Linked DNA regions of Homo sapiens: region 1 is linked to region 2. Evidence: chromatin loops called from intact Hi-C (ENCODE). Cell type or tissue: GM12878. All regions are shown on one strand. Links, peaks and the distances in the headings refer to the core of each region. The heading gives the core; the rest is flanking DNA.

Region 1 (15,984 bases), core at 6,876-11,875, 380 kb after region 2:
GTCCCTCCATTCACACATGAGGCTGAGAGGCTAAGAGAAATAATAATCCAGTCATGGTCACACCCCTTCCAGAAAAGGAAGGAACCGGGATACAAACCTGGATATGGCTCCAAAGTTCATGTTTGCATTAATTCTGTGCTGCTCTCTTCAAGGAGCTTATGAGCTAGTGGAAGAAGTGAACATGCAAATATCCCAACTGCAATATTGACCAAATGCCCATCTGAAGAGTACAAACTAAAAGTCTGTTTTATAAAACACAATAATTCCTGAAAGTTAAATCAAAGTTCAGTTTAAACCACCAATGTTTTGTATACATTTCATAAATGCTGAGGTTGATATAAGATCTTATCTGTCATCAAATAATGTCTGATTTCAATTTTTGTTATCAAAATAGCCTCATTCTTCTTAATTGGTTTTCTAATTAGGAATTGGTTTAAATTTAGACATACCAATAAAATTATATGAACATATAACTACAATTTTTCATATTTGTATGGTAATTATTTTTAAAATACTACTCCAATGTAAGAAATTTTTACTTTGCATATATCTTCTGCATATATTTATACATTTAAGATGATTTTTTAACCAGTATTCATTTTTTAACATGAATATTCCATTTAGTCATAATCAGTCTACATGTAAATTTATATACTGCTTTTTTGCATATAACATTACATAATATTCTTAGTTTATAAAAATTTAAACTCAAAAGACTGGATTATGTTTCTAAAAGAGAATAATAAATGTGGTACTGTCATATAACACATTTTTAGAATTTTTAAGTTCTTTAGGTAGATTTCTTTTTGCCCTCAAATATATTTTAATATTGAAAATTAATAAAAGCAGACTACAATCTCACCTACCAGATAATCTCTGGTGATTTTAAATTGAAGCATGAACTTTTACTGATTAGAGAATTCAAAAACTTAGGAAAGGTATAAAATTATGAAAAGAAAATCTTCGTCACCTCCTTAGTACTTGTCTGCAAAGCTAACCAGGATTAATTTGCTGTTTATTCTTCCAAATAAAAATAGACACATACCACTATGTGTAATATGTGTCCTTCTATTTACACCAAAGAGACCATGCACATATCCTATCTTACACATCTATTCTTTTACTTAATGACACTTTGGGGACTCTTTCCATATCCTTAGATGGTTCTATCACATTTTTTGAAAGCTTCAGTCTGCATAGTTTTCCATTATATTAAAGTCTCAACTTACTTAAACAAAACATTCCTTCTCATTTATATGCTATGATACTAGATCTATATTGTGCAATGAGAAAGCTGCAATCTGTATCTTTTCTATCTCATTTTTGTTTTTCTATCAAATCTATGTGGTAAGTTTTCAGAAGTTTAGTTCTTAGGTAAAGGAGTGTTGTCATTTAAAATGTTGATGAACATTGCTAATTTTTTTTGTATATATGTTGTATAAAATTTGTCTCCCAAAGTGGACAGCAATAGCTAACTTTCCAGAGTGGTCACTGCTAAACACAACTTATTATATTTGACATTTGACATGTATTAACTCATTTAATCCTCACTCTGCTTTAGACATTATATCGCTACACATATTTATTTTATTTTTTATTTTTATTTTTTTATTTTTTATTTATTTTTTTCAGATGGAGTCTCGCTGTGTCACCTAGGCTGGAGTGCAGTGGCGCGATCTTGGCTCACTACAAGCTCCGCCTCCCGGGTTCACGCCATTCACCTGCCTCAGCCTCCCGAGTAGCTGGGACCACAGGCGCCCACCACCACGCCTGGCTAATTTTTTGTATTTTTAGTAGAGACGGGGTTTCACCATGTTAGCCAGGATGGTCTCGATCTCCTGACCTCGTGATCTGCCTACCTCGGCCTCCCAAAGTGCTGGGATTACAGCATGAGCCACCGCACCCGGCCTTTATTTTTATTTTTTAAATTTTTATTTATCTATTTTTTGTGAGACAGAGTCTCATTCTGTTGCCCAGACTGGAGTGCAGTGGCAGGATCTCAGCTCACTGCAACCTCTGCCCACCGGGTTCAAGAGATTCTGCTGCCTCAGCCTCCCAAGTAGTTCAGATTACAGACATGTGTCACCATACCAGGCTAATTTCTTTGTATTTTTAGTAGAGATGGGGTTTCACCATGTTCCTGCCCAGGCTGGTCTTGAACTCCTGACCTCAGGTGATCCTCCCATCTCGGCATCCCAAAGTGCTGGGATTACAGACTGAGCCACCATGCCCAGCCCCATATTTTAAAGAGAAGGATCTGAAACACAGTAGAGTGCCTAAATCACTTAGCCAAAATCATGTGGCTGATAAATAATGAAGCTACACTATGAACATAAGCAGTTCAGCTGTATGGTGTTAACCACCCCAACATATTGCTTAGTGTTGTTGCAGGAAAGAGTAGATACTTTCAACTTTTGGATTTTGACTAATACAACAAATGAAAACAATAAGTCAATTTGAGTTAGATCTTTTGTAATAGGTGAAGTAATATTTATGTTTTGTTCATTACACAAATTGCTTTTTCTGTGAACTACTTTTTCATACTTTTGCATAGTTTTATATTGAATTATTCAAGTTTCTCAGTAATTTTTACAAAATCAATAGAAAAAATGAAGTGAAACTTTGTGATATGTGATACACTTTCCAGAGAGAACTTTTATATCTTTATACATTTCAATTTATTGATTTTTAGCTTCTGGATTTGATCTTCTTTTTGACATTTTTATTTTATTCAAATTATTTCAGTATATCATTTGCAACATCTAAGAATTTTTTTAATTTAAAAATGATTGTTATTGTGTATTATCAGAATCCAGATGATAAAGTCTTTCATCATAAAAAGGTTGTTTTTAAAATAGTCCTTCAAAACTGATAAGATGTTTATAAACTGACAGTATTTGAGAAGAAGAAGATAGGTAGTTGGGAAAGGTAATATATACATGGGAAAATGGCACAGGTATCTGCCCCAGGCTAACTGGATGAATAGGAAGAAACTGGTAACTGAATGAGTACAGCTACTCCGTGTGCAGTGTCACTGAACATACAGACCTGAGGCCTTTCTCTTCCCACTTTACTTGATCTCATTTGTCTAAAAGCACAGTAACCTTTGTTACTGGCAACTCAAAGGTTACAGTAACCTTTGAGACTGGAAAATGTACAGTAATTTATGCAGAAATTAGTCCATGGGGGTAAGAAAATCCTACATTCTTTGCTTGTGACCTGAAAGACATCTAGATCTGTTGATGAAAAACCAGCAGTTTTAACTCATCACCTTCTTCCTAAATAAATATCAAAAAATAGAGGATATAATTCAACATAAAATGAAAATTCTTCTGTGAAAATGGCAATAGCCTGATAAGGAGAATTTACTTTTATATCTATATTGGTTTATAGGTAAAGAGGCAACATTAGTAAAAACATTTGGAATTTTTTCCCACTCTGAATGTGATTTCAATATCCATGATTGGTTCCTAGCAAGCTGCCTTCCATCTCATATCTGAAAAAAAAAAAATTTGGAGCCGCTATTTGTTTAATTAATTTGTATGAGCCCAGCTGTTAGAACATCGAGTATGAATTTAGATAAGGGAATAAAATTGGCCTCATCTGTCCAGTCCTATTGTGTTGTGTTACCAATTATATTTAATGGAAAAAATCCAATGGAGAAAATGTTTGGCAGTAATAAAGCAGCTGACAACAGGAAAAAAAGCATAGTTAGAGTTTAAGAACATCTTGGTTTTCTAGCCCTTATTCATTAATTCTATCTTGTTTCTTTTTTGTTGTTGTTCTCTTTCTCTGTCTCTTGATTGTTATTAATTTTCCTTTCTTTCCACCCCTTATACCAAATATCAATCAAAAACTTTGCTTTTATGTTTAAGTGATGAAGGCAATGACTAATTATTGTAAGAATTACACTTTTTCCATTTTCAACTTTGTCTGGGAATAGACCCAGGTTTGAGTTAGTCCTAAACTTTACTGGACAGCTCCTGATACAAAACATTCATGCCCAACTCTCTAAAAGGGAAAAATGGTACTTAATAAAAGTTTAAGCACATAACATCATCAGAAATAGAGGAGATTCTGTTATATCCATGAACAAATGTATTTATTGGGGAAAAAGGCAGATGTACATAAATCTAAGCTACTCTCCAATCCTGTGTGAATTGAGGGGCCTTACTGAGGTGTTGACACTGGTCCTGAGGAGTTCCTAATCTGAGTGCAGAGCCAGTGGCAAATGTGTTTTTAGTCAAATATAATTACTAAAGAATACAAACATAACGTTTGCCATCCAAGACCTCTGCAACTTGAAACCCCAGATTAACTTGCACTGAAGGCCTTTTGAGTGAAGATCAGTCTGGAAAGATTTTTCAGGAAAGATGGTTTAGCTAACCAGATAGAGGAATCTGACTCCAGATCTAGTGGGCAGCCCCTCTTATTCACAGGCATTAGCCACAGCAATTACATGTTTTCCTCATTGATATGACAGAGGTGAGCCAAGACATAGAGGAGGGTATTATCCCTATCTTCACTATAATATCAGTGTTGTGTTTAATATTCGGAGACAAAGGATTAGCTTCGTTTTCAGGGAGAGATTTATAGAATAATGAGCTAAATCTGTGTTTAATAAGGTTTTTGTTCTTTTGTGTTCACTGTAATGTGGAAGTAATTTCAGTCTTTCTACACAGAGGTCCCGACTGACTCCCATCACAGTATCGTCAGAGCTCCAGCTACACAGTGGAATACATCATCTCTGGTTGCACATGGCTGGCAGCCTCTGAAGATTGGGTTTAAACTGATGGGGCAGGTCTTTCTCTTTCAGTAATGCCTGATACAAGTGGCCTTTATTATATTAATAGCTTACCAATCTCCATTACATTGAACTCTTTCCAGAAATTCTCCAAGTTTTGTACCCTACTTCATGACACTAATACATTATGCACAGAAAAAATGTCCATATTATAACAATTAGTATGTTTATATATGCACATGCAAAAGTTAAACTAGGAACAAGTACATATTGAAATATATGTATGTGTGTGTATATACAGACACATGTATATGTGTCTGTATATACACGCGTGTATGTGTGTGTGTATATGTATGCACACACATAGTGGCAATAAGGTGCTGGACAAAGATGAAGATCTTGGTGCATCCTAATGTTGAATTTTGTAGAATTTTTAAATATGGGAATTACTAAAAGGATCATCTTTAATAATTTAGAAGTTTCATAAAATTGTATTGCAGATTCTGCACTCTGCCTTGCATGTCAGGTGATCCGAGATCTTGCCCAAGTCAAATATAGGTCCTATGACATTGGGCAAGTCACTTAAACTCTCTAAGCCTTCCTTTCTGCTGGGTAAAGTCAAGTCAAGCTAGCTAATCTCCAAACTGCCTACCAGGTCCAAAGGGCTGTGGTCACAACCAAAGGGATCCATTAATGAAATTCCCTTACAGAGAGGTTCCCAAGTTAGTGACAGAACTGTAACGCTATTGAACGTTCTATTTAACACTGCAGAACCCAAGAGTGAAACTGAATCAAATAAAAATTCACACTTACTTGAGAGCTCCTAATCTGTCAACATTTATCTGGTTTCACAGATGCTTTCTTTTTCTCTGATACAAAACTATTTATATTCAAGACACATGGCATAAAAACTGTTTCTAAATACATCTTTATAAAGCCTCAATAGCTTATTTGTTTCACTTACCTTTTTCTGCATAAAAAAGTACTCCAAATCTCTGCTCCCAAGTCTGAGGGTCAGAAATGTGGAGAGTAGCTCCCCTCTGCCTCATAGAGTCAGGTGGGGTCAGTTGGGGTGACTCATACACCTGTGGATTGGCTAAAATGGTTTGCTTGGGGCCTGTTATGGACTGAATGTTTGTGTCTCTTCAAAATTTGTATGTTGAAATCATATTCCCATTGTGATGGAATTTGGAGGCAGGGCCCTTGGGAGTATGAACTGAGAAGTGGGCCCTCACTAGACACTGAAACTGTCAGCAGTTTGATCTTGGACTTTTCAGTCTCCAGAATTGTGAGAAATTAATGTTTGTTTTATAATCTACCCAGTGTAAGGTCTTTCATTATAGTAGCCTGAACTGACAAAGGCAGGGTCATATGTGTGACCTCAGTTTGTGCTGTTGGCTACAGTCTGTCACTCCCCTGTCCTTGGATAATGGCTGTGATGGTGGGAAGAGCCACAAAGATTTCTCTCACATATGTGGCAACTCAGGCTTGTCCACGTGCCCTTCTCACCCTGTGAAGATAGGGTGGGCTTCCCACTGCATGGCAGTCTCAGAGGAGTTGGATTTCTTACATGGTGACTGCCATTCAAGAAGGAGGAAATGGAAGCCTCCAGTCCTCTGAAAGACTAGGCTGGAACGGGCATAATGTCACTTCCATCATATTTTATTGGCTCAGCCAGATTTGGCAAGTACACAAATGATCTCCATCTCTGGGTGGTAGGAATGGTCAGGAATTTGTAACCATCTTTAACCTGCCACAGTAACCACTCCTGGTTTGGTTACTTCCCTAGAGGCAGAAGAATTGTTTGGGTTTTGTCATCTATGTGGATACCTTCTCCATTTTAGTTACTGGCAAGTTTAAATGACCAGATTTTTTTCCAAAGGGATATTAAACCAGGATGAGGGTACAACTAATATTCAGAAATTCAACACAGGCCTCACTTGTAAAATGCCTTCAACAGTTCAATATAGGCACCAGAGGGTACAGTGCTTTTTGCATTAGAAGCACATACTTTGACTCTCAGTTGGAGACAATCTCACTTGAAAAAACTGTACAGCCTCACTGACGATGGATAAAGAATTAATTCTGTAAAAAAAAAAAAACAGTATATGAGTTTGCTAGAGCTGCCATAAAGAAGGTATCACAGACTCGGTGACTTAACTAACAGAAATTTATTTTCTCACAGCTCTGGAGGCTAACCATCCAAGACCAAGATGTCAGCAGGATTGGTTCCTGAGGGCCTTGAGGAAGAATCTGTTCCAGGACTTTCCCTTTGGCTTGCCATTGGCCATATTCTCTCTGTGTCTTCTCACGTCTTCCCTCTGTATTTGTTTCCAAATTTCCTCTTCTTATAAGGACAGTAGTCATATTGGAAAAAGGAACACCCTAATAACCTAATTTTAACTTGATTACCTCTTTAAAGACCTTATCTCCAAATACCATCACATTCTGAACTATTAAAGATTAATGCGTCAATATATGAATTTTGTGAGGGGCAGGGAGACAGAATACAACCAACCCACAACACCCAGATACATAGCGAAATCTTCTTCTTCTAGGCCCCCTGTGCCTGTGTCCACCACTTCATCCCCCAATTAGCTATATTTGAAAAAGTAAGAGGGAAAGAACAGTTGGAGGGGGAAGAGAGAGAGAAAGAAGACAGACAACTTAGATTATGTGCCCTAGATGTTGGCCTTACAAAACGGGAGCAAATCTTAACCAATCATTGTAGCAAAACCTTTTGTTTATGAAGGAAGTTCCTTTTGTTTCTTTTCAGTCCACTCTACCTGCTAATTAAAATCAATAATATGAGATGCCGTGCTATCTTTCCTACCTGAGCCACTTATACTGTATTGTCAGGTTTGGTTTATTTCATTTTCTGAGCTTATTTGCCAGTTAATCATTTGTTTTTATATTACAAAGTGGCTCATCTCTGCCTCATTACACACTGAAAGTAATGCCTGACAAGCGATTGTCCAACGCTCACCAAACCGTGCTTGTGCAGGTTGGCAAAGGATGCTCTCAGCATAGACAGGCTGACTTACATACAGCCAGCCTACCTTTCCTGTCTCACTATCAGATCTGTTCATAGGTCCCGACACAGGGGAAAAAAATCAGAATGATATATAGAATTAAAGGATAATGGAACTGGAATAATGTTGAGCATCTTAATTAGAGACTTTGGGCAGGATATAATCATACATGTGAGTTGAATACGTAATTAGAAGATTAGAATCTTTGAAAAAGAAGGAAGCGTTAGTATTCTTTAGTTAGCAAAATGCACTGTTTTATAGAATGTAAAACAAACAGCACCAAAGAAGACAAAGTTTTATAAAATGACTTTCCCAAGGTTTACTCATTTCTTCATATAAGAGAATGTGCTTCCAATGTACTGTGAAGATCTACAGCATTATTTACTGATGTAAAAGAAAACATTTTTCATTAATTATTTTGCCCATCTTCTGAGTCCTCCTGTATTTCATATTGTACCAAGGTCTATCAATAAATTGATAAGCTCAGTGCAAACAGAATAAATGTGCTTTTAAGACATTGTATGTGCTGCATCATGAAGCTATTGCTCTAACATCAATGGGACATTCAATTTGATTTTTTTTCTTTAGTGAAAATGGATATTCACTACTGACATTCACATTTTATGCCTTAAGTCATTGATGATAAACAATACATAGCTGCTAAAAAGTTGCCTGAGATGAAGGGTAGAGTATGAAACTAGCTGGTTAAAGTGAAAATTGAGCCCATGACTCATAACCTCAGCTTTGTAGAACTGCCTTAAAATTGGACTTTGGTCTAAGGTGCTTGAATATAGTTCTGGTTTTAATTTTCTAAGTGGCATTACTCTCTAATCCAAGAAATAATTTACAATCAATACAACTTTTAGAATCCAAAAAATCTTAAGTATAAGGCAATTACAGGTGAATTAGAAAACAAAATTTACTGGTAGAAAATAGTTACTGTAAATTTTAATTTTATTATTTGATAAACAACATGGCTAATAAGCCCAAGTGTTAAAAAGCCAGTGAGAGATAAATATATTTTTGACAAGCAGCTTTTCAATACGAGACTAAGAACTGAAACTCACTATGAGAATGGGTGGGATTGATAAACCTTGTAAATAATTTCAGAGCAGGCTAGGGACAGCTTGACACCCTGAAAACCTTGCAAAATTAATCTTTCATGACAATATTTGAAGACTGCCATCACTGTCATCCCTTCAACAAATATTCACTGAGCTGTGACAAGCACAGTGCTTGGGGCTGTGAATAGCACAGTGGTATATAACAGAGACTATGACATCAGGAAGTTCATGGTTGGTGTCACTTATTTAACAAGCATTTATTGAGCACTACCTATGTGATAGGCACCTTGCTAAATATACCCTGGGGATTAAATAGAACATATGACATAGTCCTTGTGCTCAAGATTTACCTAACCACTCCACGTACTGATTTATGGAAATTCTGAAACTAGGTTTGTTATTTACCCAAAAAAGACACTAGCTAACTAATTGATAGAGAAATTTTCTGCAATATTATCTCTCAGCCTTCAGGCAACTGCATCTTTTTTGCTACCTCACCTCTATATTCTTAACTGCTCTGCTCTGGTTTTTGTAAGCAGTGTTCCTTGTGCGGCCTGTATTTTGGAACCTCTGCTCATGTAATGGTGTTTGCCACACAGTTGAACTGTTGAACTAATTCTTCTATATTTTGACCACACAGTTTTCTTAGATACATTTTGTACCTGGTTCTCAATTTCCCCTTGCTTTGACCCTTCATGTGTATATCCTGTAACTGCTGTTACAGATATCTGGTATCTGAAAAAGTCCTTTTTCAGAAAGCCTAGTTCTGGTATTTTACTTTGTTGCATTTCTATATGAGAAATATTTATTGTCTAATCTACTTGAAAACTGATGAAAATGTCTATTTAACATTTATTTTTAATTCTGATGCGCTAAAATCCAAATGTTATTCAGTTTTTAACATAATGAAAGAAGAGAAACTTGCATATTAAAACAGAGACATTCATCTAATTAGTCTTACTAATAAAATTCCTAGGTAGTTTGAAAAATAAAGATTTGAGAAGATACTTTGCTTTGACACTGTTGAATTCAAAGTCACCCAGAAAGAAAATTTGACATAATAAAATATTTTGTCTTTTCAAATTGCCCACTGAGAAACAAAAATAAAATTCTAAGCCCCCAGATGACTGAACCAACCCTCTCTTCGTCAAGAGGAACCTCATGGAAACCTTGGAAGCTGAGTTCATGACCATGATGGGATGGGGGATCAGACATGCGTTATATCCCCACTCCCTTGCTAAGTGTCATTAGGCTTTCTTCCCTCAGGGCTAGACAGAAACCAGCTCTTTCAAAAGTCATGCCAGGTACAGAACAAAGACAAAACGAGATTCATCCTTCCTTCATCCCTCCCTGAGATGTCCACTTCCTCTATTTCCTTTTCTTCAAATGTTCACTTTATCTTACGTAAAAAGTAGATTTACCAAACACCAACTCAAGTCTCGCCAGTATGTTTTTATTCCTTTCACTGCTGCCCTCCTCCCCACTTTTTAGATAAAATATATAAATACTAAACCTCTGGAGAACCTCTTTGGACAAAACAGCCACATGTGCCTGTGACTTGAGTTTTTCCCGGGTGCACCCTCAGGCTGGCTCAATAAACCTTGATGATTTAAGATTTATTATGCTCAGTTACTCATTTTGGTTGTCACCACCATATTTTAGGCTGTTGTTTGTTACTGGAATACTCCTTCATTCCCAGAAATCCTGAAAATTCTTCCAAACATATAAGTTTAATGAGCATTTTAATACTAATTATCTACATAGGGTATTATGAGTATATGTTTTTCCATATCACCCTTTGGCTTACCTTATTACAGCAGCAACAGTGTTTTGCTTATTTTAGTTGCAGTTAGAAGGGTTTCTTCTAATCAGATTACATTTTCATTTGACAAATTTATGAAAAGAAGCCTTAAAAATACTTGCCAGGAGAATCTGATAATTTATGTCAAAATTACATCAGCTGATTTTTAAAAATTTTTATTTCCATGCTTTTGGGAATATAGTTGGTTTTTGGTTACATGGATAAGTTCTTTAGTGGTGATTTCTGAGATTTTAGTGCACCCATCACCTGAACAGTGTACACCATACCCAATATGTAGTTTTTTTATCCCTCATACCCCCAACATTCCCCCTGAGTCCCCAAAGTCCTTTACATTAATTATTCTTATGCCTTTGCATTCTCATAGTTGAGTTCCCACTTATAAGTGAGAACATTTATTTGGTTTTCCATTCCTGAGTTACTTTGAGTAGCTACCCAGTAGTAGGATTGCTGGATTAAATGGTAGTTCTACTTTCAGTTTTTAAAGGAATCTCGATACTGTTTTTCACAGCGGTTATACTAATGTGCCCTGCTCTTCTGTATTTACAGTAAGAGTTGTTAAAGCAAACTAAATACGGCCTGAGAAGGACTCCATACTTCTATATTTGAGTCCTTGTGGATGAACTGCAATCTAACATAATAAGTAGATAATATTGAAAATTTAATTTAGGAGTATGTGCCTGTAACAGTGGCTGAGTCTTGGCCAATCTCAACAGCCATACTTCAACCAGTCATGCACTGCTGAATGCTCAAACTGTGTTCAAATAAGGCAAATGCCAAGCTGTAGCCAATCCAGCTGTTTTTGTACTTCATTCCAATTTCTGTACTTCACTTTGCTTTTCTTGTCTATAAATTTGTTCTGTCCACAAGGTACCCCTGGAGTCCCTCTGAATCTGCTGTGATTCTGGAGGCTGCCTGATTTGTGAATTGTTTTTTTTTTATTATTATACTTTAAGTTTTAGGGTACATGTACACAACGTGCAGGTTAGTTACATATGTATACGTGTGCCATGTTGGTGTGCTGCACCCATTAACTCATCATTTAACATTAGGTATATCTCCTAATGCTATCCCTCCCCCCTCCCCCCACCCCACAACAGGCCCTGGTGTGTGATGTTCTCCTTCCTGTGTCCATGTGTTCTCATTGTTCAATTCCCACCTATGAGTGAGAACATGCAGTGTTTGGTTTTTTGTCCTTGTAATAGTTTGCTGAGAATGATGGTTTCCAGCTTCATCCATGTCCCTGCAAAGGACATGAACTCATCCTTTTTAATGGCTGCATAGTATTCCACAGTGTATATGTGCCACATTTTCTTAATCCAGTCTATCATTGATGGACATTTGGGTTAGTTCCAAGTCCTTGCTATTGTGAATAGTGCCGCAATAAACATACATGTGCATGTGTCTTTATAGCAGCATGTTTTATAATCCTTTGGGTATATACCCAGTAATGGGATGGCTGGGTCAAATGGTATTTCTAGTTCTAGATCCCTGAGGAATCGCCACACTGTCTTCCACAATGGTTGAACTGGTTTACAGTCCCACCAACAGTGTAGAAATGTTCCTATTTCTCCACATCCTCTCCAGCACCTGTTGTTTCCTGACTTTTGAAGGATCGCCATTCTAACTGGTGTGAGATGATATCTCATTCTGGTTTTGATTTGCATTTCTCTGATGGCCAGTGATGATGAGCATTTTTTCATGTGTCTTTTGGCTGCATAAATGTCTTCTTTTGAGAAGTGTCTGTTCATATACTTTGCCCACTTTTTGATGGGGTTGTTTGTTGTTTTCTTGTAAATTTTTTGGAGTTCATCATAGATTCTGGATATTAGCCCTTTATCAGATGAGTAGATTGCAAAAATTTTCTCTCATTTTGTAGGTTGCCTGTTCACTCTGATGGTAGTTTCTTTTGCTGTGCAGAAGCTCTTTAGTTTAATTAGATCCCATTTGTCAATTTGGGCTTTTGTTGCCATTGCTTTTTGTGTTTTAGTCATGAAGTCCTTGCCTATGCCTATGTCCTGAATGGTATTGCCTATGTTTTCATCTAGGGTTTTTATGGTTTTAGGTCTAACACGTAAGTGTTTAATCCATCTTGAATTAATTTTTGTATAAGGTGTAAGGAAGGGATCCAGTTTCAGCTTTCTACATATGGCTAGCCAGTTTTCCCAGCACCATTTATCAAATAGGGAATCCTTTCCCCATTTCTTGTTTTTGTCAGGTTTGTCAAAGATCAAATAGTTGTAGATATGCAGCATTATTTCTGAGGGCTCTGTTCTGTTCCATTGGTCTATATTTGTTCAATTCAACTCCCTTAAATTTAATTCAGCTGAAGTTTTTCTTTTAACAGAGTTAAAAAATCAAAATCAAGTAAACTGTTAGAGTTGTGTTTCTGATTACCTTAAAGGGCTTGGTTGAGAGATTTTAACAAAATTGTGCAGAGATATCTCGTCTACTTGGTCACTCACAGAGCCTGGATTTATCAAATTTTGTTTGTTTAAGATTTGTATTTGTTAAACAAAATAAATTCCCTGGGTTCAGTTTTAAAGATTAATAAAACCAGTTGAAAAAAGAGAAACAATTAGCTAGGAAATGATTCCTTTGACATATGTGGTATTGAATTGTCAATATAATGGCTTTTCCACCATGTCCTCCCTGACTTTACCTTTTCCTAATTAATCAATCCATTTTTTTAAATGTACAGATATAAGGAATTTTAATTTTGGGTAATGACAGCAAAGAAGTATATTTGTCTGCTAGGAGTGCAATTTTGATGTCTGTTTCAGTCTTTTCATCTGGATTCAAGCCCACACCTTAGCATTGTGGAATAATTACCTGAGATAATCCATAGAAAGCAGTAGGTGCAGCAGTGATCACAGTAAAGCAGCACTCTTTAAAATATTTTATTACATAAAACTTGTACAGGAAAGGGAAGTGAAATAATCCCCTTCCCACCGTGCCTGGCCAAAAAAAATCAAAACAAAACAAAAAAAAAAAAAACAACAATAATAAGGGCTTAAAACTATTTGTTAATTGAACAAATGTTAGCTATTATTAGATATTCTTTGGTAGAAAAACATAATTCTCTATTTTAAATTTTAAATAGTGGTAATAGGCACCACATGTGCATTGCTTATTGTGTTTCAAGAACTCGGTTATAGACATATATCATCACCTCAGTTAACATTCGATGAGTGCTCCAGATTGTTTCCCCACTCTACACAACAACATCTTGGAAGAACCAGCCTGTCAGAATAAATTCATCTTTAACAGTACCTGATGTGATTCAATAGTATATACATATATACACACACTAATATATGTTCATATAATATGTACACAAATATATGCATATGTAGATATATGTGTACATATTATATATGTGTATATGTTCTATATGTATATAATATATACAAATATGTTCATTTGTGTACATATATACATATATTATTGAATATATACAGACATTTTTTTATATACAAATATTATAAAATATATATACAATATTCAATTGTTCCAGAATATGTGACTATCTTTAGGTCTAAGAAAAATAAAATGTTCTAAAATTTGAATTATAAAACATGCCTCTGAATGCCATAGAAGAATAGCAAATGTATATATTACAAAAATTTCAAATGAAGAATAAATAATGCAATTGTAGATATTCCTCCTGGTGATAACTGTTAGCTCATGATGACTTGACATGAAAATCTTCCTACTGGAATGTGAGTCAGAGATCTTGGGAATAGTGGTTTCTGAAGTCTAGGCCTGTTCAACAAAGACAACTTTGCCCTAAGAGAGACTTGTCCTTTTCTCTCGATTCCTGGGAGATAACTTCTAAGCCCTTGGTATGTCCTACCTAATAAGAGTGTCTGTTTACCTGGGAGCATTGGGACATGCCAGATAGTCTATGCTAACAATGTGATTTATGATAGGGGACCTTGAATCATGTGATATCAACTTGACCTGGGGGAAGCTGGAGACTAAGATCAGACATGCGGGTGGTCAACTATATTTGGATAACTGAGTCCCACCATAGTGTCTAAACGCCAAGGCTTGAGTAAGCATCTCTGGCTGGCAATACTCTGTGTTTATAGTCACACATAATTTCTAGATAAACTTGTGCTCTCTACTCAACTCCACTAGGAGAAGACAATGGGAAACTCCTTGTCAGAGACTCTCCTGTATCCTCTTCTGTATGCCTCTTCTTTGGCTAATACATTGAATTTGTATTCTTTTATCATAGTAAACCATGTCTGTAAGGAAGACTGCTTTAAGTGAGTTATGTGAGTTCTTGTAGTGAACTGTCAGACCCAAGATGGTTGGGCAGACTTCTGAATCTTCAGTTGGTGCTAACAGTGAGGGCAGGTGAGGGAAGTCTTGGGGATGCCCAGACTTCTAGTTGGTATCAAAAGTAACTGGTTTGGGGAACCTCCAAGCTTGTAGTTGGTATCAGAAGTGATGGAGGTCTTGAGGACTCCTGAACTTTGTAGGACCCCAGCAAAGTAAATACAAATATTATAACAAATTTCAATGTGTAAAAACTTCTTAGGTTGGTGGTATAGTATAATTGAAAAACCATGGACTGTGAACCCAAAGTGGGGCTCAAATTCTGGATCGGTCACATAGTAGCTGTAAATAGAATATTGTCATTACATGGCAGTGGCTTTTGAATTTTGAAGGCCAAAGTGCAAATTCATACTCCATCACTACAAGTTATTTTATCTCTTTCTATTATCTCATTTGTAAAATGTATACTATTACCTTAAAATACATTTTGATAATTATACAAGCCAATAATTGCAAAATTCCTTATATATAAGGAGCACGATGAAATGATAAATTTAGTGACTATACTATTCAGCAATTGTGTATCATTTTGTTATTTCTAAGCAGAACAGTGCACAAGAAGATATCTTGAATCACCCAAGAGGTGCCAGAGCTCCCATGTGCTTTCAGAGTTAGCAGGGGACTATCTGTTCATGCAACTAATACTTAGTGTGTTTACTCTACCAGCTATTGTTTTAGGTTCCACAGTAAAAAAGAGATAAATATATGTGCCTTCTAATGGGAAAAGAGAGAAAAACATCAGATAGAAAGATAGATAGATACGTATAAAAAATATGTGGCATATTAATGATAAGTGCTAATAACACAAATGAAGCAGGTAGGGGTGATAGGGAGTATGGAGGTAAGGTAACAATGTTAACTAGAGGCACCAAGGAAAGGCTACACTGGAAAACTGACATTTTGTTAAACACTGAAAGGGGGAGAAGAAAAATTTTCTACAATTTTCTTTTAGAAAAAAAAAGAGAAAATTCAAAGAAT
Region 2 (15,984 bases), core at 6,444-11,443:
CACAAAGACCATGAAGGGCATTAGTGTCCTTACTCAACCTTAACAGGGACTAAGGTCTGAGAAAAGTCAAACACAGATGTTCCATCCTATAAGGGACATTACAGATATCTAGTCTGATTCTCAACCCTGGTTGCATATTAAAATTGTGTAAGAAATGTGGGTATTAACTGGTTATTGAAATACAACAGGTACACACCATGAGTGTACGGCTCAATCATTGTATTAGTCTGTTCTCACACTGCTAATAACAATATACCCAAGACTGGGTAATTTATAAAGGAAAGAGGTTTAATGGACTCACAGTTCCACATGGCTGGAGAGGCCTCACAGCCATGGTAGAAGGCAAAGGAGGAGCGAAGTCACATCTTGCATGCCGGCAGGCAAGAGAGAGCATATACAGGGGAGCTCCTCTTTATAAAACCATCAGATCTCATGAGATTTATTCACTATCATGAGAATAGCACAGGAAAGACCTGGCTCCGTGATTCGGTTACCTTGTGGGTGCCTCCCACAACACATGGGAATTATGGGAGCTACAATTCAGGATGAGATTTGGGTGGGGACACAGCCAAACCATATCAATTATTAAAAACCACAATTTCTTTTGCACCAACTTAATAATTTTCACGAGGTAAATATGCCCCTGTAACTACCATCAGATTGAGAAATAGAACATTTCTAGCCACAGAAGCCCCCATATTTTTCCTCGTCATTATCTTCCCCACAGAAGTAACTGTTGTCCTGACTAAATACTATAAATTATTTTTGCTTATTTTTGAAATTTATATACATGGAATAATAGAGTATTATGTTCTTCTGTGTCAGGCCTTTTTCCTTTTCTGCCCAAAACAATGTTTGTGAAATTCTGCAAATATCAATAGTTCATTCCTGGAAAACATTCTCATTGTTGTCCACTACCTAATTTATGAATATGCCACCATTTATTTACCTATTCTACTGTTAATGGACATGTGTTGACTGCAGTTTGGGACTACTGCAAACAGGGCTGCCATCAATATTACTTTATAAATATTTTGGTGAATATATGTAAATATTTTGTGGGGCGTATACTCAGGAATAGAATCATTGGACCATGATATATGTGTATGTTCAGTTTGGTGTGCACGGCTACTTATTTTCCAAAGCGATCATACCAATCTACACTCAAATTCTAATTGCTACATATTCTTACCTACCTAGAAACTTTAAAAAATACCCAAACTCAAGCTCCATTCAGGCTCTACCCCAGAACAATTAAATAATAATTTTTGGGGGAAGTGTGTCCGGAATTGGTCGGTTCTTGGTCTCACTGACTTCAAGAATGAAGCCACGGACCCTCGTGGTGAGTGCTACAGTTCTTAAAGGCAGCGTGTCTGGAGTTTGTTTCTTCTGATGTTCCAATGTGTTCGGAGTTTCTTCCTTCTGGTGGGGTCGTGGTCTCGCTGGCTCAGGAGTGAAGCTGCGGACCTTCGCGGTGAGTGTTACAGCTCTTAAGGCAGCGCGTCTGGAGTTGTTCATTCCTCCCGGTGGGTTCGTGGTCTCGTTGGCTTCATGAGTGAAGCTGCAGAGCTTCGCCGTGAGTGTTGCAGCTCATAAAGGCAGTGTGGACCCAAAGAGTGAGCAGCAGCAAGATTGATTGCGAAGAGCAAAAGAACAAAGCTTCCACACTGTGGAAGAGGACCCCAGCGGGTTGCCACTGCTGGCTCCAGCAGCCTGCACTTATTCTCTTATCTGGCCCCACCTACATCCTGCTGATTGGTCCATTTTACAGAGAGCCCGGTGGTCTGTTTTGACAGGGCGCTGATTGGTGCTTACAATCCCTGAGCTAGACACAAAGGTTCTCCACATCCCCACTAGATTAGCTAGATACAGAGTGTGGACACAAAGGTTCTCCAAGTCCCCACCACAGTAGCTAGATACAGAGTGTCGATTGGTGCATTCACAAACCCTGAGCTAGACACAGGATGCTGATTGGTGTGTTTACAAACCTTGAGCTAGATACAGAGTGCTGACTGGTGTATTTACAATCCCCTAGCTAGAGATAAAGGTTCTCCACGTCCCCACCAGACTCAGGAGCCCAGCTGGCTTCACCCAGTGGATCCTGCACCAGGGCCGCAGGTGGAGCTGCCTGCCAGTTCCGCGCCTTGCGCCTGCACTCCTCAGCCCTTGGGTGGTCGATGGGACTGGGCGCCATGGAGCACAGGGTGGTGCTTGTTGGGGAGGCTCCGGCCGCACAGGAGCCCACGGGGTGGGGAGTGTGGGGCTCAGGCATGGCGGGCTGCAGGTCCCAAGCCCTGCCCCCGCGGTGAGGCAGCTAAGGCCTGGGGAGAAATCCAGCGCAGTGCCGGTGGGCCGGCACTGCCGGGGGACCTGGCACACCCTCCACAGCTGCTGGCCTGGGTGCTAAGCCCCTCAGTGCCCAGGGCGGCGGGGCCAGCCGGCTGCTCCGAGTGTGGGGCCACCAAGCCCACATCCACCCGGAACTCCTGCTGGCCCACAAGCGCCATGTGCAGCCCCGGTTCCCACCCATGCCTCTCCCTCCACCCCTCCCCGCAGGCTGAGGGAGCTGGCCCCAGCCTTGGTCATCCCAGGAAGGGGCTCCCACAGTTCAGCAGGGAGCTGAAGGGCTCCTCAAGGGCGGCCAGAGTGGGCGCCAAGGCCGAGGAGGCGCCGAGAGCGAGCGAGGGCTGTGAGGGCTGTCGGGACGCTGTCACCTCTCAGAAGGACCAAGAACTGACATTTAAAAAAACTCCCTACATGGTACTAATGTGCATCGGGGAAGAGAACTGAAAATTGTAATTATTCAGGTGAAGTAACTGGGGTATGAAGAGATGAAATGCTTTGCCCAAGCCAACCCAACAGTGAAAGGACCAAGGCTAGATGCCAAGTCTGACTCCTGCCCCATGGTTTTTCTTCCTAGCTGGTCTGATTTGTATGTACTTCCTTAGTATGCCATGCTCATATAGTGAAAATGAACTTTGGCTTCACCTATACTTTTAGAGCACTTTTTTTTTGTTTACAAAGCAGTTTTTTTTAGGCTTTGAAGGGTAGGTAGAGCAGGTATGCAGGACTGGCTACATCATTTGTGAGATCTAGTGCAAAATGAAAATGCAAGATTCCTTGTTCAAATATGATTAAGAATTTCAAGACCATAACAGCAGACATTAAACCAAGCATGGAGCTCTTCTAAGAGTGGGGTCATGTCTGATTGCACAGGTAGCACGTTCGTAAAACTGTCCCCATAGGTGTTATTACAGTATTTGAAAGTTACAGATGAAGAAGTAAGGTTTGGTGACTTGGTAAGTGGTTCAGTTCAGAGTTGAGACTGGTCCGATAATAACTGCTTTGGCTTTCTGGCATAAATGATGGATATGTTTCTCTTTTCTAGGATTTAAAAAAAAAGAAAAAAAAATGATGTAGATTAATTGCAAAATGCATACAGAGGGAGAAATTTTGAAATAAAAAGGAAGGAGGGATCATTTGGCAAAAGGAGTAAAGAACACATTTTGGGAAAGTGAGATACAACTAACTGCTGTTAAAACTGACACGGGCTCCTTGCCTACTCACTCTTTCTGGACATTTATGTTCTTTTCTCCTGAGACATTTGGCTGATAAACTCCATCCAGATGTTTGGACCCTCCCAGTAGATACCTTCGTAAGCCTAGTGTTGGGAACGGTCAAAAAAACAGATGGAAAAATATACTTCCTGGAGTCAAAATATTTAATAAAACATGGAAACATAATGAAACTCTCAAATAGGCATGAAGTTGGAAACAGAACTGTAAGAAGTAACTCTCAATTGTACGTGTGTGTGACAAAGTAAGAATAATAAAAATCTACCCTAAATATCTCCAATTAATTTGTTTCTCCCCATGCTATCCCCACAATATTCTTACAAGCCTATGACAAACTTCATAAACTAGAGATAGTTTGTAATCAAGGAGCTACATTATCAGATATCTATTTCCATGAGGGGAGGTAATTTCTGATCAATTCTGGTACTTTTGAAGTTTCTTTTTGCCTCTTTTTAGTTGTTTGGGGATATTTGTGAATGGCAAATAGTAATATGTAACTAACACTTCTTTCCTTAACTTGGTCTTTTTTTCTTACGAGTGGCTTCAGTTGAATTAGTTTGTCTTCTGAAGATGTGCAAAGGCATTTCTGACTTTGGCCTCTCTCGTACACCAGACCCTTGTAGCTCTTCCATCCCACGAGAGTGAAGACTCTGGACACAGAACTTAGAACTTGAGCCCAAGCCACCAGATACTTGAGTTAAGGGGTCTGGTGGGCCTTTAAAACAATCACGTACCCTTCTTTGCTTTCATTTTCTTTGTCTATAAAGTGGGGATGTTATGGACTATGTCCTCTCTACCATCCCAAATTCCTATGTTGAAGACCTAATCCCTAGTACCTCACAATGTTGCTGTTTTTGGGGATAGGGGCTTTAAAAATATAATTAAGATTAAGTGGGGTTGTTAAGGTGGGACCTACTCCAATATGACTGGTTTCCTTATATGAAGAGGAGATTAGGACACACATAGTCACAGAGGGAAGACCATGTGAAGACAGAGGAAAAAGACATAAATCTATACACCCAGGAGAAAAACCTCAGAAAAAAGATTAACCCTATTGACACCTTGATCTTGGACTTTCAGCCTTTACAACTGTGAGGAAATACATTTCTGTTGTTTAAGCCACCCAATCTTTGGTACTTTGTTATTGCAGCCAGAGCTGAGACAGAGGGTGATCTAATAACACTCACTTCCAAGATCGTTTCGTGGAATAAATGAAATCAGCATGTTGATTAACTGTCAAGTGTTGAGTAGGCGTTACTTACTGCTATAAACCACTAACTTTTGCTTTTCTTTGTTGTGCACATGGTTTACCTGTCCCTTTATTTTCTTCCTTTTCCCACTCTCCATTTCTGCCTTTAACATACAGCATGTCTCCTTAAGAAAACATAATTTAATTCAAAAAGTGAAAGAGCCACACCACTAAGTGTTTCTCCCTCCGTGTTTATTTGTTTATATTTTAAATCTAAACAAGAAGCCTCATGTGTCCTTTTCTTTGTTGAGAGGTCAAATCCCAAATACACACCCAGATGTAAATGTGCTCCCGCGGTCTAGTGTCTCACCTCTGAGTCGCATCTGTTTTTCCACACTCCCCACTCTCGCCATTCATACTAAACAGAAACAGGAGAAGGAGGACAGATGAATAATTCCAGGGGTAATCCCCCAGCAGCCATTTTCTCTTTTGCTGAAGGACTATTTTTCTTGTTATCTAACTATAAATGCCCACATTTTATCCAATTAACTGTGCTAATATTACCCTGAGAATAGTTAGTATTTATAGAGCAGATCCCCCTAGAAGCTCAAAGTTCTATATAAATATTGTCTCATTAGAAACTCATATATCCCCACAAATTAGGTTGGTGGATACTGTGATTCCTCTGATGTGCAGATGGAGAAACGGAGGGTGGGTGACTTTTACAAATTCAGAGATGCTGGGAGGGAAATATGGAAAAGCAGCACCTTCTCAGATTTAGCGATAAAGCCTCAGGCCAGCTCCCCAGATTTTCACAGGCTGAAAGGCATTCAGTACAAAGCCATCTGACTGTGTTTTGATGAGGACTTAGAACATTATAAACATCATTATCCTTGCTTTTCCCTGGAGACTAGGGCACAGAGTTTTAACTGATGAGGGCTGAAAAGTACCTGTAAAGTCTTGAAAGTAGGATTTAGATGTTTTGTTTTTTTCCTGGTAGCTAGCTGTTGATTACTACTGGTTTCTTCAGCTCACTTTTGATATTCTCACTTCTGAATCAATCTCATCAGTAATCCCTATAGCAGTACCCTACAACAGCAAGGTCCCATCCTATAAGAGTAAGTCTGCCCACAATCTTTCAATATGCTTTTTTTTTTTTTTTTTTTTTTAGTCTAGTCAGCAAACTCCTAATTCAAGAGTGTACTCCCATATCTATCTTTCATTCTTTTAGTGCCTTTGTCTTCCTTTGTCTTTATTTTCTCCTCTGAAAGTCCTGCTTGGGTTAGTTACATGGCTGCAAAAGCTAATAAATAGGCTTATCAAATGACAGATAATTGCTAATAAAAATCACCTAATAAAATATACATTATTAATAACATAGAATGCCAGTGTGACTGTGCCACAAAGCAGTGAAAAATAGAGACCAAGTATAAAGGGGCTGTCAAGGTTAAGATTGCTTCTGCCTCAGCACCTAATTGGTTAATGGAAGCAGCAGAGGAGAGTATGCAAAAGCATCCAAGGCTGAAGATAAGCCAGAGGGGAACTGAGACACTGCAGATGGATTTCCTGCTTATGGGTCAGGGCTGAATTGAAATTGTGACTGCAGGACTGACAGATTTTTATTATAATAGTCATCTCCTTCTAAAATCTGGTGAGCAGCTTCCCTGCCGACTCAATAATGCCTATTGCTGAACATCTGCAGTTACACAAAGGACTATTACTGTTGGCTGAAAGCTTTCTTATAGAGGATACTTCTTTAGAAAAGGAAGTAGCAGTCTTTACCTGCAGTTGGGTGGGGATACACTACAGATATTTAATTCAGCATTTTCATAGCACAGCATATTCATGTGTAACTTGCTTAATTATTTCTTGAATGGCTTTGAGATTTGTATTTCTGAGGTCTTTGTTCTGTAGAACATTCGAACACTTCTCTCTCTGTCTTTCTTATACATGAAGTCATTCTTTTGTCCTATTATCAACTCAAGATTGTAAAAGTGTCATTTCCTTTCAGAAAGTTCTTTTTTACAATCAAGATTATTAACTTCATATATTAATGCTTTTTAAAAAGGATAAAAGTTTTATTTTCTAACAAGTAATACTGCACTTTTTCAAGAGATGTGCTATAAAGAAACTTGTTAGGGAAAGATTGCAAAGAATACACACATTTAAATTGAGCAAATGCTAGCCTTTCACATAATGAGAGAGAGATCCCACCTGCAACTAGCTTTTAAAAGACATAGTGCAGAAACTACACCATTATGATTCCAAGAAAATTTTCATAGGAAAAATAAATATCCATAAATCTCAAAATTTATTTCATAGATTTCATGCTAAAAGCACAATTATAGGTATCTCTAGAGGCTAAAATATTTTAAAGGCTACAAATCCCTAGTTATTCTGTTCTCTGGTGCTTGTTTAATTTTTTCAAAGACATTATCTCCTGTCAGGTAATGAGATCTCTCCTCCTAGTTAATCTTTTTTCTCTTTCCATGGAATAAATTGGTATTTTTGCATGGTTGGCAGGAATAGGGCAGTGGCAGGTTTGAGAAAAATCCAGATAAGAAATCTGATGCCACCAGTGTTACGTGCCTCTTGGTAGATCAACCAAAATAGCCAAGCAGATGAGGCCCTTTGATTGGCCTACCTGGGTGGCATGCCCACCACAGGTTCCAGAGGAACCGGTCCATCTAGTTGGGTTCTGCTGGCAAACCTGTCAGGAGAGAGGGGTCAGAAATTTGGGGCTTGGGGGTGTGAAGGATGTTCAGTGATCATTTGTGACTCTCATGGGTGTTCTGGCCTTCTCAAATGTCAGTGTTCCTATGACCTAACAGCTCATCCTTTTAGGGCCCTTACTATATGCTAAGCGTTGTTCTAAGTACTTCATGTATGTGTTCTCTTTAAATCTAATGATAAGAATGGGTTCTCATTTTTCACTCTCACTATATATACACACACACATAAACACATCTGCATAGGTGTTATGCATATATGTTGTGTCTCTGTGTGTGTTAGCTACTGATTTTTTTTAATCAGTGAGATTTACATCCCATCTTCTTTGGCAGCCCTTTTCTGTGAAACCACACAGTGCTTGCTCTTGAAATGTCATGACATGTTAGGGACTCACCAGGCCATGTCTGTTTACAGTCATGTTACGTTTTGTGCTTGTCACATTACTGCATCTTAAACTATTTGAAGGTGGAGATAATTTCTTACACATTTTGTTGTGTCACATGGTTCACACAGCCTGGCACAGAGCACAGGCTCATCTCTTTGCTGAGGAATTAGAACCCGACTGCAGCTTTGAACAGAGTGGGATTGTGGTTGGCAGAGTTCAATGGATTTATTTATCTTCAAGATCATATTTTATATTTTGCTCTGTCAAATCAGGATATCTTCTCAAGGTGAAAATTCCAATAACAACTGAATATATAAATATGGCTAGAAACTGGAAAATGAGATGTTGTAGATAATTAGACATTTATTCAGGGAGAAAATGGCTGCACTGATTTTTCCCCTGGTAATTGGCTTTACTTTTCTTTATAATTAAAAACTAACATATTGCTTTTGTAAAAATATGACCTATTTCCTTTACTTGTAACTTTAAAAAGTGAATTCTACCAATTTGAGTGTAATCATTACTGACTCATAAATCACTTGAGAAAAACAGACTTTGAACATTTCCTGTTTTGCAAATGAGGAAACTGAAACCCAGGCATGTTAAGTGGTTGGGCCAAAGTCACACATTACATTACTAGCAGAGACACTTTGACTTAGAATATATATTTTATCCAATAAATATTCAGGGTCTAGTAGATACCTTGCTGCTGGTAGGAACCCAATAAATATTGGTTGGGAGAATAGATTATTCTGACTGGGTACTGACCAATCAGAACAGAAGTTGCCCTTAACAACTAGTGTGGCCATAGTGGTGCATATTGACAAAGTGTCGGCCCTTTGGAAAGCCAAAGGAGGCTAACCACTGTGCCTGCACCAAGTAGGCAGATGGTCAGAGCTGAGGGTTCATTTACTTCATCCCTTTGTTTTTCTAGATGTGTCCCAAGCCACACATTCAAATCAAGAAGTGGAAGTCAGCTTGTGGGTTCCTGGTGGATAGTGCTTTCCACCACATCAATTCTAAATGTGTGGATAGAAATGACATGAGGTTATAGTAGAAAGACAGTAATTTGGTTCTTGGTAACTAAATAGTTCTGTAATGAGGCAGGGGCAAGTTAACCCTTAAGGAGAATGATTAGAAGTGTTTAGCTTCATTTAGGAGACAAGAGTGAAGCTGAAACTCAAATGAGAAAGTAAGAAGTCAAGAAACTATAGATATCATGAAAGTCTATGAGTAAAATGCATCATTGAAAGTGATAGATAAGAGAATCATTAAAAGATTTCCTGGAGAAGGTTGCTTGGGGTTCAAGGTAGGAGAAACAGAAGGGAGCAGAAGATTATAGTTGTAATTGACTCACCAACCCATATCTTCAATCATATTCTTTGGTTTCAACATTCTAATACCTCTATAGAATTCCAGTTCACTGATGCCTAAAGTAGCAGTGTCCTTGGCAATGATTTAAAAGACATCCTGTGAAGAAAAGCATGCTACTAGTTTAACTTTTTTTTCTTAGTTTTGAAAAATAGAATGAGGATTGACCACTCCTACTCAATTATGAACCAGGGTAGTGCTTCTAGAGAGTCAGTTTTATCCTCATTTATCATAGCAAAAAGTCAATAAATGATATATGACAGTTAATAAATCTGGAAATAATGCATAAGATTTTCTTTTAAAATTTAAAGATTATCAACATTACAACTGAAACGGGAACAATTAGCAGAATTAAAGCGTTTCTCTTTTGCCAGAACAAATAGGGGACAGAAAAAATGTTACAAATAGTTATTAATTGCTTTTCAAAATAAACCTTTCTGTACTAAGTTGTTTTTCGTTTGTTTGTTTTGAGCCCAGGTACACACTACTTTAATAAACTTTATAATATGAAAAGGAAGATAATTTTTCCAAATTGTTTTCTTTTGGTGAGGGGGAAGCGCAGGGAGGATTCTCTGTTAGGAGCCAGAAACGTGGATGAAACAGAGGGTTTCTTCAAAGGACGAGTCCGTAACCAATCTTTTAAAAATGAATGGCAGGGATTCAATCTATCAAATTAAGATACATTTGGCTACTTTCCCAATGCCTTTTCTTTCCCTCTAGAGCTACTTAGTGAGTCATCCCTACAACAGGTATTTAGTAAACATGATGAGGGAAAAATTCCTTAATGTTCCCCAAAGCCAAATTCAAATCTTTTTCAGTTACAAATTTAGGCTATTTTGCTCCTCTTTTAATTGGTATAAATAATGGCTCAGCTAAATTTTGAGTGTTCTTAATAGTATGTTGAATAAGCACAGTGATATAATGCAAATCTAAAAATCCATTGGATCTTCCTAAGAAAAAAACTGCTACTGATATTTCTTCCTTTTTAAAAATCTACACTATTAGGCACCCTGAGTGTATCTGCCAGTTTGCCTGAGTTGTAAATCATATGAATTTGTGTACCTGTTACCTGTTGACCACCCAGGATACAATAATACTATTGATTATCCACACTTTCACATCTGGCCAATTATTACTGAAATGATCAGATCTGAAATCTGAGTTATATGCCACTAAGTCATAAACCACAGAAACAGCTGAGTGAAAGACCAAAACTACAGCTGAGTGAAAGGTTGGGTGGCTCTGCACAGGAAGATGGGATGCTGGATTTCTTTTGCTCCATCACTCCTGAGAACCTAGAGGAGAAACACCTCTATTGTGAATCCCTTAATTGCCTGTATCCCAAGAAGCCCAGCTGTGGTTTGACATTCACTCTCTGTTAGTGGAAGGCAGTGTGACTCAGACAAAGGATAAAGCTGACAGCCTCACTCTGAAGCATATGAATATTTAAAGCACTGTTAGCATTGCATGTGACTGGTAAATAGTTATTTGTCATACTTACACTGAATGAATTTTGCATTTATTTTGCTTTTGTCTTTTGAACGTCCAAATAAACAAATGAGGCTTCTTTAAACCCACAAGCATGCCATTTCCATGAAAAAACTCTCTGTACCTTGTTTTAGTCAATTGCCACGGATTAATAATTTATACTCAAAAAGGATTGCCTGTGAATTCTTAATTTCTAATGACTTATTATAGTTTCCAGGTGCATGAACTGGATTTATAATTACCAAGTCTTCTATTTCCTAATTGTAGGGCCTTTTACAGGTAACTTACCCTTATTGAATCTTTATTTCCTCAGCTCTAACATGAGGGCTTGAGTCAAATCAGAGTGCGTGTCTTATGTGACTAGCCCTTCATGACCAAGTCAGGACTGAACACCTTATAATAATTAGTTTTTCAATGTTAGACAGCAGGTGATTTTTCCCCATAATAATTCATGTTTTTTATTTTTTCAAAATGAATGATAAAAGATCTAGTGATAGTGGGAGCAATGATCATTTGAAGGCAGGAAGTAGCTGCAGTGTTTAGGTGAGGCTTATGCTCTCTACCTTGCCACAGTCTTGCAGTTTCTATCACGTCCCTAACAATGAGAATGAATGGCAATTGCCATTTATACAGCGCTTGCTCTACTATGCTTTTCTAATCCTGGACTGCTTTGATTGTTTATATTTCTTGTCTGGTCTTTGGGAGCATGTGTTTGCAACCTCTGGACCCTAAATTCTAAAAAGTCTGTGATTCACTATTTTATTTTTAAAGAAATGTCAAGAATAATTTTGCTGTACAGCAAGATATTTTGTTAAGTCTTAAGCTGTTTTTTACATTCCTAAAATATATGTTTGGTGGCCACATATGAAGCAGGCTGGCATTTTGCTGACTGAGAGCTGGAGTCCACCCAGGTCCTATAGGCTGCCCATGGTTCCTTGTTGTATGGATTTCTCCAATACAGCTGTTTAACTCATCATATCAGCAAGGAGAGTCTCTCCCTTCAGACTGTTAAGACAGAGTCTTATAAAATATAAACTACTCATGGGAGTGACATGTCGTCACCTTTGCCATATTCTATTGATTAGGAGCAGGCTGGACACGGTGGCTGATGCCTATAATTCCAGCACTTTGGGAGGCTGAGGCAGGCAGATCACTTGAGGTCAGGAGTTTGAGACCAACCTGGCCAACATGGTGAAACCCTGTCTCTAATAAAAATACAAAAATTAGCTGGGGGTGGTGGCATACGCCTGTAATCCCAGCTACTCTGGAGGCTGAAGCAGGAGAATCACTTGAGCCTGAGAGGTGGCAGTGAGCTGAGATCATGCCACTGCACTCCAGCCTGGGCCACAGAGTGGAACTGAGACTTCGTCTCCAAAAAAGAAAAAAAGAAAACAACAACAAAAAAAGCAACTCGCAGGTCACAGGTCCTATTTGCACTCAGTGGGAGGGGATTGGACACAAAGGTATGAACAAGAGATGGGAATCATTGGAGGTCACTCTAGCGTCTGTTTGCCACATACGGTAAAATATTCTTTACTTCAATAAATATTTATTTAGCAATTACCATATATAGCATTTATTCACTCAATGTAAAGGAAAGAAAACCATAGTGATAAATACTTTCAAAAATGCTAAATTGAGTAAGATGCAATTCCTACCTTCTAGGGGCTTACAGTTTAATGTAAAAGTCTGATACATGAATTTATCATTCCATTTACTCTAAAAGGCATTTAAAATATGTTCAGAATGTGCTTCTGAGAATCTTCAGGTTAAAATGTGTGTATTGGAGTATATTTGCTTAAGACAGTGGACAAGCCAGGTGTGGATGAGTGCCCCTGAGTCCCAGATCTCATTAGCACCCAAAGAGAGTTTGAGATGGGACGCTGAGGCAGGAGGATCACTTGAGTGCAGGGGTTCCAGGCTGTAGTGCACCAGGATCTCACCTGTGAATAGCCACTGCACTCCAGCCTGAGTAACATAAAGAGAGCTCATCTCTAAGAAGAAAAAAGACAGTGGATTAAAATTTGGGCAAATTATTTAAAATATGACTCCTGTGGACGATGGCTGCCACTCTCCACTTAACTTTGCTAGCATAAGTATGACATAAAATTAACAACTTAACTGCCAGGTACAGAACAGGTGATCAATATGTGCTTTTTTTTTTTTAAATCTTTGATTATCTTCTCTTTTATGGGATGGGGTGATTATTAATGGAGAAAGGATAGTACAGATACAGCATCAGATCTGTAAATGCGTTAACATCACACTGAGTTTCTTGTGGTGAATTGTCTATAGAAAAGGTATTAAATCACATATCAAAAATAAGACATGTATTATTATCTTACTGAAGCTCATCATTGCCTAATACACATTTTATCCTGTCCCTATCCCACATCTCTCAGGGAAAAAAAAAATGATTTCACATTCCAAATGCTAACACAAATTTCTACAAATCAGATTTCAATCAATGAATTTATTTGCAACAACCAAAAGATGCAAACACATGAAACACATGGGATTATTGATATAAAGTGTCTGTTTAATGTGAGTGATACCATAACTCTCAGTGGGCACTAATGAGATCTGTGATTACTACAGAGGCAGCATGTGGCCTTTAATTAGGGAGAAAAAGTGATTTTCACTGTTTCATTATGACATTTTTAGCAGGAAGAAAAATAGAGCACTGTTGACATTGTGCTTAAAATTATCCACTGACATTTGTCCTGTAAACTCTCTCTAAAACAAATTCCTATATATTCTATGTTACCCTCAATATGTGTATATGTGTAAATAGTGATATTTACACATACACATATGAGACACTATTCCCTTATTTGTTGAAAACAAAGTTGTAGCATATGCTGTTTTTTGTTTCTCAGAAAGAAAAATGTGACCATGTTTATTTCTTTAAATTCATATTTTGCGAATTAGACATTCCAATTTAAATTATCTGGTCAAATCAACTTTCAACATGCATTCTTGCTAGCCTATTTTTGACATCCAAGGTGCTGCTCATTTTTTATCTGATTCTTGAAATTAAAAAAGAAAAATGTTCAATTTGGCATATTTTTCTCTTTTTTATTGCTGATCAGCAGGATATTTAGACTTGATAACGAAATGGGCTTTATCTCCATTTTACAGGGAAAAACAAGACTTAGGATATTAAAAGTATTGCCTAGTACCTCCTGGTGACTTAGCACTTGGGATGAATAAAAAGAAGAAGCATGAATATAAATGTGTTGATTATGACAGTGAAGGAATCAGAAGTTTCCATTTCATTACATCAGATATTGTATATGTGGATACAGTAGATGGGTACATATTATAGATCCACATCTTGTATTTGCAGCTGGTAGAATGCTGTATGTAAATAAGGCCATGCATATGCAGTGCATTCCAAATCATCTCGGAGCTAACTGCCTGGTTTGTGAATTTCTTCAAGTTCAGATTTTTCCTCTAGTCATTTCATCAGGTATAGGACTCCATCAAGCAATTACTTCATTTGCAAATATCTCTTTATTTAAAATGTCCCATTCATCTTTATTGGACCTACATTGTGAAATAATGTATTGTGAAATAATGTTTGTTCCCAAACTACCTTCTGAATATTTTTGCTTTTGTTAGGCCTCAGTGTCAAATCTATTAATGTGATGAATATGAGTGCATTGTAGGTAGCAGTGTTTTAAGCTAAATTTTAAGGATACAGTAAACTTCTGTGGAGAGTTTTGCATGCTGAGTCATTTTCCTCAAACCCCAAAAGGATTTTGATTGTCAGTTTCTTGCCTGATTTATTTCCTAACATGTTACAGAATCAGATTTTAAAAACTGTTATAAAGTTGTATAGGAATGAGGCAGCAACAACTGGAAGGCAGCATTCATAAACTGTGTGTAAGTGAACAGATGCGCCAGCAGCTTGCAATAGGTAAAGTGTCATTTGGGTCAGGGTGGGTTAATTTTTTAAGTGAAAGTGCACTCAGATTCTCTGTTCCATAAGAGATTTGCTTCTGATTGTAATGTCATAATCTGTTTATTGTACAACTCTACACTTTAATTAAGTGAATTAAATTGAATTGCTGGGTTATCATATGAGACCGTGTGCTATATCTGGTGGGGTAAAAACTAACATACAGCACTTACTCTTGTGAAGTTCGTAGTCTGGTGGGGCTTCTTGTCAGACAGGTAAACCAATAAATACACAAACAATAGAAATCTGTAAAAAGTGCTAATTGAGCACTGAGTGTGGAACCTTCAGATAGCCAAGACCTATTTTTTTTTTAAGTCAACTGAGCCAAGCTTTTAGTCTGTGAAGCTACTAAAAGCTTCAGAGAAGCTTCAGAGAAAGGGTAGATTAACACATGAATTATGATAACTGTCTCGGTTCAGGTCCCAAGAAGCAAAGGAAAGGATTCTTGTATAGGCGATTTATTGAGAGTGCCCTGGGAGGAAACTGTCAGGGAAGCAGCCTAGGACAGGGGAAGAAGCCAAGTAAAAATGGGGTCTCAGCTTCGTCCTCCAGGTAGTTCTAGAGTGTGATTAGGACCACAGAATTTTTACCCTTCAGAGTGAGGCAGGCTTCTGTATTCCATATCAGTTCAAACTGGCTCAGGAGGCAGCATTTCTTGGGTGAGCTTTCTCCCATCCCTTAAGACATTATTTTTGGAGAGGTGCAGCTGTGAGCTTTTTGCAGCTCACTCTCCTAGCAACGGGGGTGGATGAGTGCATTGGCCTAGTACAACGATGACTAGTGTTTATTGCATGCTTACTATGCACCCAGCACTCTTATAAGCATTTTACTTAAATAAGATGATTTAATTCTGTGAGCTAAATCATAACATTGCTCCATGTGAAACTGATGAAAACAGAAGCCCAGACAAATTAGTTGAACTAATCAAGGTCACACAGGAGGGAAGTGGCAGAGGCAAGATTTGGACCTGCTTTCTCTGATTTTGAAGACTATTCTGTGCTGGCTCTCTACTACATGGCTGTAGCAAGCAATATTGCTTAAAGTGGACATATAGCACCAGAACTTGGTCATAATTTGTTTCTCATTTGTTTCCATAGAAACGAATGTCTAAGTTGTGATGAATTTGCCAGTTAGCATACAGGAACCAAAATTTAACTGTGGCTTCCCGGAAAACATCCTCCCATTTCCCAACAGAGGTAGCAGCTCCTAGATTTCTACTCCTTTTCCACTTTCTGGGAAAGACCACACTCTTCACATCTCCTGATGCCCAGTTCTCTCTCCA

What was found. A loop is a pair of places that touch in the nucleus more often than their neighbours do. Peaks named below come from ENCODE experiments on the same cell type or tissue, not always from the same donor. Only the 100,000 strongest peaks of a DNase experiment are listed, where the experiment ranks them.
Region 1: it touches region 2 in a loop (2.2-fold over the local background); 1 of 110 quality-filtered maps calls a loop at or near these places.

Annotation. Positions count from the first base shown.
Region 1 is chr5:97,915,202-97,931,185 of GRCh38, forward strand. It overlaps LINC02234 (long intergenic non-protein coding RNA 2234), which reads left to right. Exons shown (of 3, transcript NR_146299.1): 3 at 6,930-8,274. Among named protein-coding and RNA genes, the nearest start is that of LINC02234, 82 kb to the left of the region's middle. In GM12878, for the core only: no CTCF peak of the experiment used is centred there; DNase peaks (open chromatin) are centred at 8,460 and 9,020.
Region 2 is chr5:97,539,723-97,555,706 of GRCh38, forward strand. All of the region lies in intron 2 of LINC01340 (long intergenic non-protein coding RNA 1340), which reads left to right. Among named protein-coding and RNA genes, the nearest start is that of LINC01340, 43 kb to the left of the region's middle. In GM12878, for the core only: no CTCF peak of the experiment used is centred there; DNase peaks (open chromatin) are centred at 8,479 and 8,811; H3K27ac peaks cover 342 bases.